Linked DNA regions of Homo sapiens: region 1 is linked to region 2. A link is a contact called in ENCODE Hi-C data. All regions are on one chromosome and are shown on one strand. The core of a region is the stretch at or near the end of the contact, and the rest is flanking DNA. Distances in the headings are between cores, read along the strand shown.

Region 1 (4,969 bases), core at 2,269-4,768, 740 kb before region 2:
CCCTGATCACCAAAGTTCAATACATTCAAAAATGTCATCACATATCGCTCGCCTATAAACAAAAAAGCAAAATAATTAGCAATGTCAAATGCACATTACTTTATTGTTTCCTTTCTCTCACCAGCTATCAACTTTTCCAGCTGACAAATAAAGGAGAAATACTAGGTAATCAGTTAAAGACATGTCCTTGTCCTAATGTTGATTTCAAATAATCTCAGAGTAACAATTTGGAAAGTGCTGAGGACTTTATTGACAGCAAATCTCCAAGCCAGTTAAATTACAAATAAAAAAAAATAAAAATAAAACAAGTCTAAAAAGGTTTTTTTTTTTTTTTTTGAGACGGAGTCTCGCTCTGTCACCCAGGCTGGAGTACAGTGGCACGATTTCGGCTCCCTGCAAGCTCTGCCTTCTGGGTTCATGCCATTCTCCTGCCTCAGTCTCCCGAGCAGCTGGGACTACAGGCGCCCGCCACCGCACCCGGCTAATTTTTTTTGTATTTTTAGTAGAGATGGGGTTTCACTGTGTTAGCCAGGATGGTCTCGATCTCCTGACCTCGTGATCTGCCCACCTCAGCCTCCCAAAGTGCTGGGATTACAGGCGTAAGCCACCACGCCCAGCCCTAAAAATAAGTTTTTAAAAAAGTATGTGGAGATTATTAAATGTTAATAATGAAGATGATAGTCCCAAGTCTTAAGGGGAGGTCAGATAATCTGAGCGTAAATTATCTGTGAAGAGTCCATGATTATATGCACAAGCTTATCCAAAGGTTCCTCAGGGGTGGAGACAGCTCCCTGGGGGCTGGCAAGGCATTAGACTGTCTTAGATTTGAATCATGAACTCACGTCTGAGTTCATGATTCAAATTTAAGACAGTCTAATGCCTTCAAGGTGAAGACACCAGCCAGGGCCCCCATCCCCTTGGCTTTCATGAAGTTTCTCATCTATGAAGAAAAAGTGTTGACCACTATGGAAAAGGAGCACTAAACAGTGCCCACGCCCTGAAGGGCAAATTCTCACCTCCTAGTAACTTGCTAAAAAAGGAAAGCATCAAGAGGCTAGAAGCAGTGAGGATCTTCTCTCAAGACTTTCTCCCACCCTGACTCTCTCTCCAAGCCCCTGCCACTGTGTTTGTGGTAGGGACCACTGCAGGTCCTCACAGGCCTGTGTCTCTGTGCTGCTTGGATCCACCCTCACTGCTAACAGTTCCAGCTTCTGCAAATACAGTTTTGTTTTGTTGTGGTTGTTGTTTTGAGACAGAGTCTTATTCTGTCGCCCAGGCTAGAGTGCAGTGGCGCGATCTCAGCTCACTGCAACCTCTGCCTCCCAGACATAAGAGATTCTCCTGCCTCAGCCTCCTGAGTAGCTGGGATTACAGGTGTCCACCACCAAGCCCAGCACTTTTTTTTTTTTGTATTTTTAGTAGATGGGTTTCACCATGTTGGCCAGGCCAGTTTCGAACTCCTGACCTCAAGTGATTCACCTGCCTTGGCCTCCCAAAGTGCTTGGATTGCAGGTGTGAGCCACTGTGCCTGGCCTCAAACACAGCTCTTAAATCAGTCTCTGCTTTCATATCTTTTTTTTTTTTTTTTTTGAGACATAGTCTTGATCTGTCACCCAGACTGGAGTGCAGTGGCACGATCTCGTTCACTGCAACTTCTGCTTCCTGGGTTCAAGCGATTCTTCTGCCTCAGCCTCCTGAGTAGCTGGGATTACAGGCACCCGCCACCATCCCCAGCTAATGTTTTTTTTTATTTTTTAGTGGAGACGGGGTTTCCCCATGTTGGCCAGACTGGTCTTGCACTCCTGACCTCCCACCTCGGCCTCCCAAAGTGCTGGGATTACAGGCATAAGCCAACACACCCAGCTTGCTTTCATATCTTTAAATGGTTTTTTTTTTTTTTGAGACAGAGTTTCGCTCTTGTCGCCCAAGCTGGAGTGCAATGGTGCTATCTGGGCTCACTGCAACCTCTGCCTCCCGAGTAGCTGGGATAACAGGCGCCTGCCACCACGCCCAGCTAATTTTTGTATTTTTAGTAGAGATGGGGTTTCACTGTGCTAGCCAGGCTGGTCTCGAATTCCTTACCTCAGATGATCCGCCCACCTTGGCCTCCCACAGTGCTGGGATTACAGGCGTGAGCCACCGTGCCGGGCCAAAATGACTCTTTAATGTTTGCAAAAAGTCCAGGCTCCTTAATTCTGTATTTGTGGGCTTTTATACACTGACCCCAAGCTATCATTTTGGATTCCCTTTGCCAACCTCACCCTCATCACCCTGTCATCTTCTGCTGCACCCTACCTCCCAGGTTTTAGCCCTCCAGCTGCTTTGAGTCAGGCTGGGCCCACCTTGGCTCCTGTCATTCTCACCACCTAGTGTGTCTTTTCTGCAGGGCCCTCCCTGTCTTTTGGCAAAATAGACCTCTCCTTCCTACATTCTATAGACTCCCTGAGGGCAGGAGCCCCTCTCAGTCACCTCTATGACCCTGGTTTCCTAGCAAAGCTCTAGGAAATGAGTTTCCAAGTACCACACACCTCACAGCCAAGTAACAGTTAACCACATAAATGTCTGTGTCTTTGGTGAGAGAATGAAATGCCTGAGGCCATGGCCTGTTACTCATTCATCTCAGTATTCTCAGCACCTGGCATAGTGTTCAGGAAATGTGGGGGCAGAAGTAACAGCACATACATTTTTGCTACTACAAAAAGTGATTTCAAGCTGAGCTCAGTGGCTCATGCCTGTAATTCCAGCACTTTGGGAGGCCGAGGCAGGAGGATCGCTTGAGTCCAGGAGTTCAAGACCAGTCTGGGCAACATCACAAGACCCTGTCTCTACAAAAAAATTAAAATATTGGCTAGGCGTAATGGTAGGTGCCTTGCCTGTAGTCCCAGCTACTTGGGAGGCTGAGGTGGGAGGATCACTTGAGCCCGAGAGGTCAAGGCTGCAGTGAGCTGTGTTTGCACCACTGCATTCCAGCCTGGGTGACAGAGTGAGACCCTATCTACAAAAACAAAAAACAAAAAACAAAAAAAACCACCAGGGATTTCAACTTTTTTAGAGCTGTAGTTTTAAAAATATATCGAATCTGAGGATCTCAGTCAGGCAACTTCCTTATTTCACAGCCAAGGAGATGGAGGCCCTGAGAAGTTCCTAATGGCACTCTGCCAGTCAGGGAGTCAGGCTAGGGGGATCCAACCATGGAGCAGGCTCCTGGCACCACATTCAGGTCGAGCTCTGGAGGCTTTAGTTTGCAGTAAACTTAAACCAGCTGCTGCAAAGACATGTCTAGAGACATGTGTTGTCTGCAATCCAGAAAACCAATTTAGGGCCATCACTTGGACTGGATCCATTCCTTCAAACTTATTAAAACTGCTCTTAAAACCTTGGAAGGAAAAAAATGCATATGAGCAACCGTCCTTTCCAAAACTCACTCCACCGATTTTCCTGTTCTTACAACAATGTGAACTATCATCATACACATTTCACAATAGTTACGTTGTTGCTTTTCTTACCCCATTCACAAATACATGCTGAATAGCCCTCCTGTACCAGGCCACAGGGAGGCAGTAGTGAACGGCACAGTCTCTGCTCCCCAGGAGCTAAGTGCTCAGGCCCTTCACTCAGCTCTTCTGAGGCTTCTGACCCTCCCTTCCCCGAGAAGGCCTCGGAACGGTTTCATTTTTGTAATAGCAAAGTTATAAGGTTAGGCTGGAAACGTGTGTACTCTCAAAGATCAGAGAGCCCTCAGACACTGCCTGGTCCTATCCCTTATTCACAGATGGGGAAAGCGAGGCATAGGGGGAGTTGCTTTCTTTTGGAGACATAATAAACAAAAAATACAGATGGGGGGGAAATAAAATAACAAGATAATAACAGTTGTATTAGAATGCTAGTATTATTTTTTCTATTTTCTTATTTTTTTCTAACGGGACTATATTTTATAATTAAAAGAAAATTTTTGAAAAGATTAAAAATACATTCAGTAATAGGTATATGGATATGAAATATATATGAAGAGAGAAACTACTACCTTCAGCAACTTACAGCTGTCTTAAATCTCACTTTTTAAATTAAAGCTGGGTATAAGTAAACCAACACATATACATACAAAAACTAAATGTGCTTCCAGCCCCTTGCTGGCCCTCCACATTGAGAGCTCTGTCGTAGGTAAACTGAAAGGACCAAAGTCTGACCAAACTCTCATACAAGTGCATTTTGTTGTTTAAGAAAATAAATCCAGGATTAGGGAATTGACATAATTTTTAAAAAGAAGAAGAAGAAAATAAAATGATATAAATAAATGATATAAAATGATAAAAAGGCTGGGTGTGGTGGCTCGCGCCTGTAATCCCAGCACTCTGAGGCAGGCGGATCACAAGGTCAGGAGATCGAGACCATCCTGGCTAACACGGTGAAACTCCGTCTCTACTAAAAATACAAAAAAATTAGCTGGGTGTGGTGGTGGGCACCTATAGTCCCAGCTACTCAGGAGGCTGAGGCAGGAGAATTGCATGAATCTGGGAGGTGGAGCTTGCAGTGAGCCAAGATAGCACCACTGTACTCCAGCTTGGGCGACGGAGCAAGACTCCATCTCAAAAAAAAAAAAATGATAAAAATACTTTTATGTAACTGATATAATACTTTCATAATAAATTCATAAAAATCATATAACATGGGGTTTTGGAGTTAGACCTGGATCCCAGTTAAGCTGTTCCTTGTTACTATAAAACCCTAAAGAAATTCTGCAACCTCACTGACCCTTAGTTTCCTCATCCATGATGAAGGGGAACAATATGTTTCTTATAAGGCTGTGGAGAGATTTAAATTAGACCACTAAGTAAAGCATCAAACTAAACAGACGTTGGTTTCTCTCTCCGTATTAAGCCCCCTCCTCCCATTTCTGAAATTCTTCTGCCCCAGAGGCTCTGGACAGGTGGTCTGGACCCAGGTAATTGGCAGTCCTATGAAATCCCCT
Region 2 (5,026 bases), core at 2,527-5,026:
GATTAACGCTGAGTTAACACCTAGCCTGAGTCTGCGGGCTTTCCTGGGCCAGCCCCTCCTACTAGAGCAGAGAAAATGTGTTTTGTAGCCCTGCTGGGAACAGTGGGGTGCAAGCCCTCAGTGTGGCTTCAGGGTCTTTCCCTCAAAGCAGGCATTAAAATTGACCCTGCCAAGCTTAACCAGCTGGAGCAGAACATGGGGTTGAGGGAGCACCGAGGCCAGGAGTGCTCCCAACAGTTCCTCTCCCAGCTCCGGCTCACCACCAGGGGCCCTGGGAGACAGCCAGTATGTGCCAGAAACGGCTCACTCTTCACGAGACAATGAATCCACTGTTGACCAGCCAGGGCCTTGATTAATATTTGCAAAAGAACGAACTGGAAAATTCCACCTGTGTGGGTGGAGGCTGGACCCGCAGGACTTGTCAACAACCCTGATGGCCTTGTTCTCCCAGGGATGGATCAGGCAAAGAAGCAAAGGTCGGAATAACAATGACAGAATCTGGGGATTACCGTGACTCTTGGGTCCTAGGGAATTTCCCCCCCCACCTTTTTTTTTTTTTTTTGGTTCTGCCTCTCCTGCCCCTAAATTTACACAGCACTCTTAAATCCTTCAACTTGCTTTCCTATCTGCTGTTTTGCTGTTTCTTCTGCGTTTCCTAACAGCCCTGCTGGGGAGGCAGAACTGATGTCAGCCCCATGTTACAGATGGAGAAACAGGTTCCAAAAGACTAAGAGCCTCACTCAAGGCCAACAGATGGTGAATGAGCCGCAGAACCAGGTGGTCTGGAAGCCAGGCATCTCACCGCGCTGTGGCTGCACAGAGTCTGTGCAGACCCTAGGGTCTGGGTCAGGGCCATAGGTACTTGACCCAGTGATCTTCCAGGCTCTGGCAGAGGCCCTGACCTTTGCTCTGCTTGTGAAGAAAGAGGAGGAAGTTCAAACCAGCTCCCCTGGGTGGGCAGGCTCAGGCACTGGCCTTGGATGAAGGTAGGTGTTAATTTATTCATCCATTCAAGCATTTAATGAGCACCCCCTACAAAGCCCCCCCGGACAGGAAGGCACACTGGCTGGTAGCTCTTTCAGAAACCCAGACCTAGCAGAATTTATGACTGAAGGGAGAAGGTCAGAAAATGTCCAAAGGTCGCTTCTCTCATAGACTCAAATCACTTCATCGCCCCTATCACCACCCCATTTTACAGAAAAGGAAACTGCTCTGAGAAGAGCAGTGACTTGCCAGAGCCTCCAGTTCAAAAAGCCACAAAGTCATCAGGCTTAGGCAGCCAAATAAATTGTGTGCCTTCCGGCAGGCCACCTGGGACCTCTCATGCAGGGCCACTTGAGGCATGGCCTTCTGAGCTAGGGGGGAAAACCCCCGAGGGGACAGGCAGACACACCTGTTTGCCCACCTCAACCTCCAGTTGTGGCTACAGGGCCCTTCACACCCTCTCCTCCACTCCACAGCCCCAACTACGAAACTGAACCAGGTATCACCCCATCCCTAAGCCCCAGGGGGCCAGGGCAGTGTCATTCTGAACCCAGAACAGCAGGAAAGCCACTTGGCCTGGGTCTTGGGTCTCTGCCTGGCAGCCCCTGCCTGAGTACTCCTCCTTCTTACAGCTCAGCCACCTCCAGACCACCCTCACCTGACACTTCTTCCCCTGGGGGGAGAAAGAACCTCAGCCCTTCTCTTTTTACAAAACCCCCTCCCCTATCCTTTTGCCAAGGCTTCCTGTGACTGCCACCAACCAGCCTCAGTGCCCTTGGTCTCTCTGCCCCATCTGACCCCATGAGCTCCTCCCTCACTACTGGGCTTTCCTGCTGCAGCCCCTTAGACCTCCCCACCTCCTCAGGCAAGCTCTCCTCCCCAGGGCTCTATCCTCCTCTCCTCTCCACTGCCCCCTGAGAAAGTCTGACTCATGAACCCTGTCTCCAGGCCTAACCTCCGCACCCTGGTTGTCTCAAAGCCTGTGTGCCGAACAACACCAAGCTCACAGCAGGGCCTGCCCTGGCACACAACTGAAAAGCCAGCACAGCCCAGAGCCTGGCCCACAGCACAGAATCAGATACTCACGGAATGAACGCATGTTAGTGAATGGCTGCCTGCTCGCTCGTCTCAGAGGGACTAGCCCTCTATTTTGCCCTGCAGAGCCAACCAGGTGGCCTTTCTAAAACCAAAAATGGATGACCATTTAAGCCTGTACCATTGTTCCTCAGCACCATGGGACAAAGTTCACAATCTTGAGCTTGCAGACGAGGCTGTTTTCATCTGGGCTTCCGCAGCAAGGCGGGTACTTGTGTCCTTGAAAATAATTCTCACTGCACTCATCCTCACTCCAGGAGTACCCATCAGCCAGCACCCATGTGTGGTTCACCTTTGCACCCAGCAGGTATTTGCTGAACAGGAAGATGACTATTAGAGCTGAAAATGTTCTCAAGGGCCACAGGGCCCAAAGCAACTCAGAGAGGTGGAATGAGGGGCTCAGGGTGGCCCAGTCCCAGGCAGGGGTGCGGCCACAACCTCAACTGAGTTCCTTGGTCAGGAAACAGAGCAATTCTCTGAAAATGCTACCTGCAACTCCACACGTATGCATGCCAGAGCCCAAACCCCTGGCTGATCCCCAGTCCATGCAAGCCTTAATCAAGCTGGCAGGTGGGCCAGGCCTGGCACACAAGTAGGGCCTCAGCTAAAACAGCTGCTTGACTTAGTACAGCCTCTCACCAGCTGACAACACACCCCTAAGTTCCATACCCCTCTCTAGGCCTCCGTCTTCTCATCTGTAGAATGGAGCTAATTCTGCCTACAAGTTTAAATGGCCCTGAGTTGGTCACCACAACCCTGTCGTTTGCAAACCGAGGGGGCTGAAGCAGCAGTTCCAGCCTCTGTGACTCCACTGTTAGCCCAGCTGATTTTTGTGAACTTTCCCCCAAACCCACTGTGTCTCAAAGGATGGTCCCTGGGCCACCCACCCACGAATTACGGGGGCGTGGGTGGAGGCTCGTTAAATGCAGATCCCGGGCCTGACCCGGACCTGCCGTCTGGATCTCATTTTAGGCGGCGCTAGAGATCCCGGGCCAGGGAAACTTGAGAACCGCAGCTCCAAATCGCCAGTGCTGACGGCTTCCGCTTTGGGAGCCCCAGGTGTTGCTGTCCGAACTCACTTGGTGGAAACAGACATTTACCAGAAAGCCTGGGGTCGGGCAGCGGGCACTCCTACCGCTCTAACCCCGCGTAGCTGAAAGAATTCGCTCCCTCAAAGGAGTCAGTGAGCTTCGGCAGTCTGCGTTCCACCCGTTTCGCTTCGCGCGGCGGGGCGATTGTGTAAAGCGGGCCCGGGTCTCGGCGTCCAGCCCGGCCCCAAACCTCCGGCCCCCAGGCCTCTCCGGGCTAGCGGCCGGGCGGCGCTGCTGCGGGGTGGTCGGGGCGCCTCCGCGGCTACTCACCCGGGGCGACTCGGCCGAGAGCCCGACAGTCGGGACCGGAGCGGGAGGAGCGGGTGGCCGCGGCCCGGCCCCTGCCCCGCGGCACTTTAACCGGCGGCGCCGGCGCCCCGCGCGCTCTCTGCGTCCGGAATGGGGACGCAGCAGTTCCGACCCGGTCGGCCCCGGAGCCGCGAGGCTAGCTGGGCTCCAGCGGAGGCGCGCGAAGCCCGAGGGCGGGTGCAGCTGATGCACCTGGCTCACTGCATGCACGTGTGCGCGGGGGTAGGCGCGCGCCGCGGCGGCCCGTGCTCCGCCAGCGCTCGGACACGGCCCATCCCTCCGAGCCCCAGCAGGCGAGGGCGCTGCGACCTGCCCCAGCCTGGGAGGGGGCCAGCGGGCCCGCCCTCTGTTCGGGTGGCGGGAATGGGTCGGCGCTGCGAGAGGCGGAGCCGAGAAGGGGCGGCCCGGCGGCGCCGGGATAAAAGCGCAGCGTGCGGGTGGCCTGGATCCCGCGCAGTGGCCCGGCGATGTCGCTCGTGCTGCTAAGCCTGGCCGCGCTGTGCAGGAGCGCCGTACCCCGAGAGCCGGTAAGCCCCCGCCAGCACCTCTTCCCTCATCTCCCGGCCCTCGAGCCCAGATCCTGACGTCGTCTGATCCGCCAGTCCAGGCTGCCCCGAAGGCGTGCGCGGACTGCCGGCTCAAGGGGCATGCCTGCACCCTCAGGGCAGCCCCGGACATCGGCGTCAGGTTGCTTGAGTCAGGGGCGTGGGAATCAGACAGACCCGGTCTCAGATGCCACCCTGTACTGTTGGTTCTGTCATTTATGCTCACCAAGTTCCAAGTCCCGAACGGTAAAACGAAGGGCAGTACCGAACCCACCAGGGTCTCTTAAGGTATAACGACATGGCCTGCAATTAGCGGCGAAGGGCCTGGCACGTAGTTATTGTTACTTGGGGTCTGCTCACCTGTTGGGGCACAAGAACTGTTTCTCCATTAGTACCCCCTCCCTTTTTGGCCATATTGATTGCCATGTTCACTCGTGAAGGCAGTTGCCTTTCTTCCCCAGTACCCTGAATGATCGAGGGAATCTTCTGGGTCACTGAAGAGAAAATAGCTCATCCCCCAAATAACCTTTGAAATGATACCGCTGCCCTCTTAGAATAGCATATAGCATCAAGCTCCGTAGTCACCTGCTGGTGGACAAACCCCATTCACTGTTTCCTGATGTCTTCAGCTCCTATCCTTCCCCTCTGTGTCAGTTCAGAAGCCCTCTTGGCTCTTTGCACTAAAGGGAAGAATTCATCCCTTTTGCTGTAGTTGCTGCAAGGCCAACAATTTGAGCTTGGTAGCATTTAGGGTTGTTGCTTGGCCTCTCACCGGCCGTTTGATAAGAACTCAGCTCCTGGTATGATGGCTCATTTGTTAAAAAAAAAAAAAAAAAGTCAAGTCTGGCCGGGCTCGGTGGCTCACGCCTGTAATCCCAGCACTTTGGGAGGCTGAGGCGGCCGGATTGCCTGAGGTCAGGAGTTTGGGAACAGCCTGGCTAACATGGTGAAACCCCGTCTCTACTAAAAATACAAAAAGTAGCCGGGCATGGTGGCAGGCGC

The links. A loop is a pair of places that touch in the nucleus more often than their neighbours do. Pooled maps may share reads with other maps.
Region 1: a map with no recorded cell type shows a loop between it and region 2 (2.5-fold over the local background). The contact joins the enhancer-like site here to the promoter of CHDH in region 2. A Hi-C loop is called at or near these places in 1 of 37 single-sample maps with no recorded cell type and 1 of 50 pooled maps.

The regions. Positions count from the first base shown.
Region 1 is chr3:53,106,818-53,111,786 of GRCh38, forward strand. RFT1 (RFT1 glycolipid translocator homolog) reads right to left here. Exons shown (of 13, transcript NM_052859.4): 8 at 2-52. Among named protein-coding and RNA genes, the nearest start is that of RFT1, 21 kb to the right of the region's middle. RefSeq lists an enhancer at 2,473-2,592. Within about 2 kb of position 3,519, at least 13 of the 41 ENCODE cell types and tissues checked have a DNase peak (open chromatin) inside an H3K27ac peak, as active enhancers do.
Region 2 is chr3:53,842,643-53,847,668 of GRCh38, forward strand. It overlaps CHDH (choline dehydrogenase), which reads right to left and starts at 3,777. Exons shown (of 9, transcript NM_018397.5): 1 at 3,441-3,777. IL17RB (interleukin 17 receptor B) reads left to right here and starts at 3,926. Exons shown (of 11, transcript NM_018725.4): 1 at 3,926-4,006. The coding sequence starts at 3,947. RefSeq lists enhancers at 2,052-2,892, 2,893-3,733, 3,680-3,974 and a silencer at 3,325-3,974.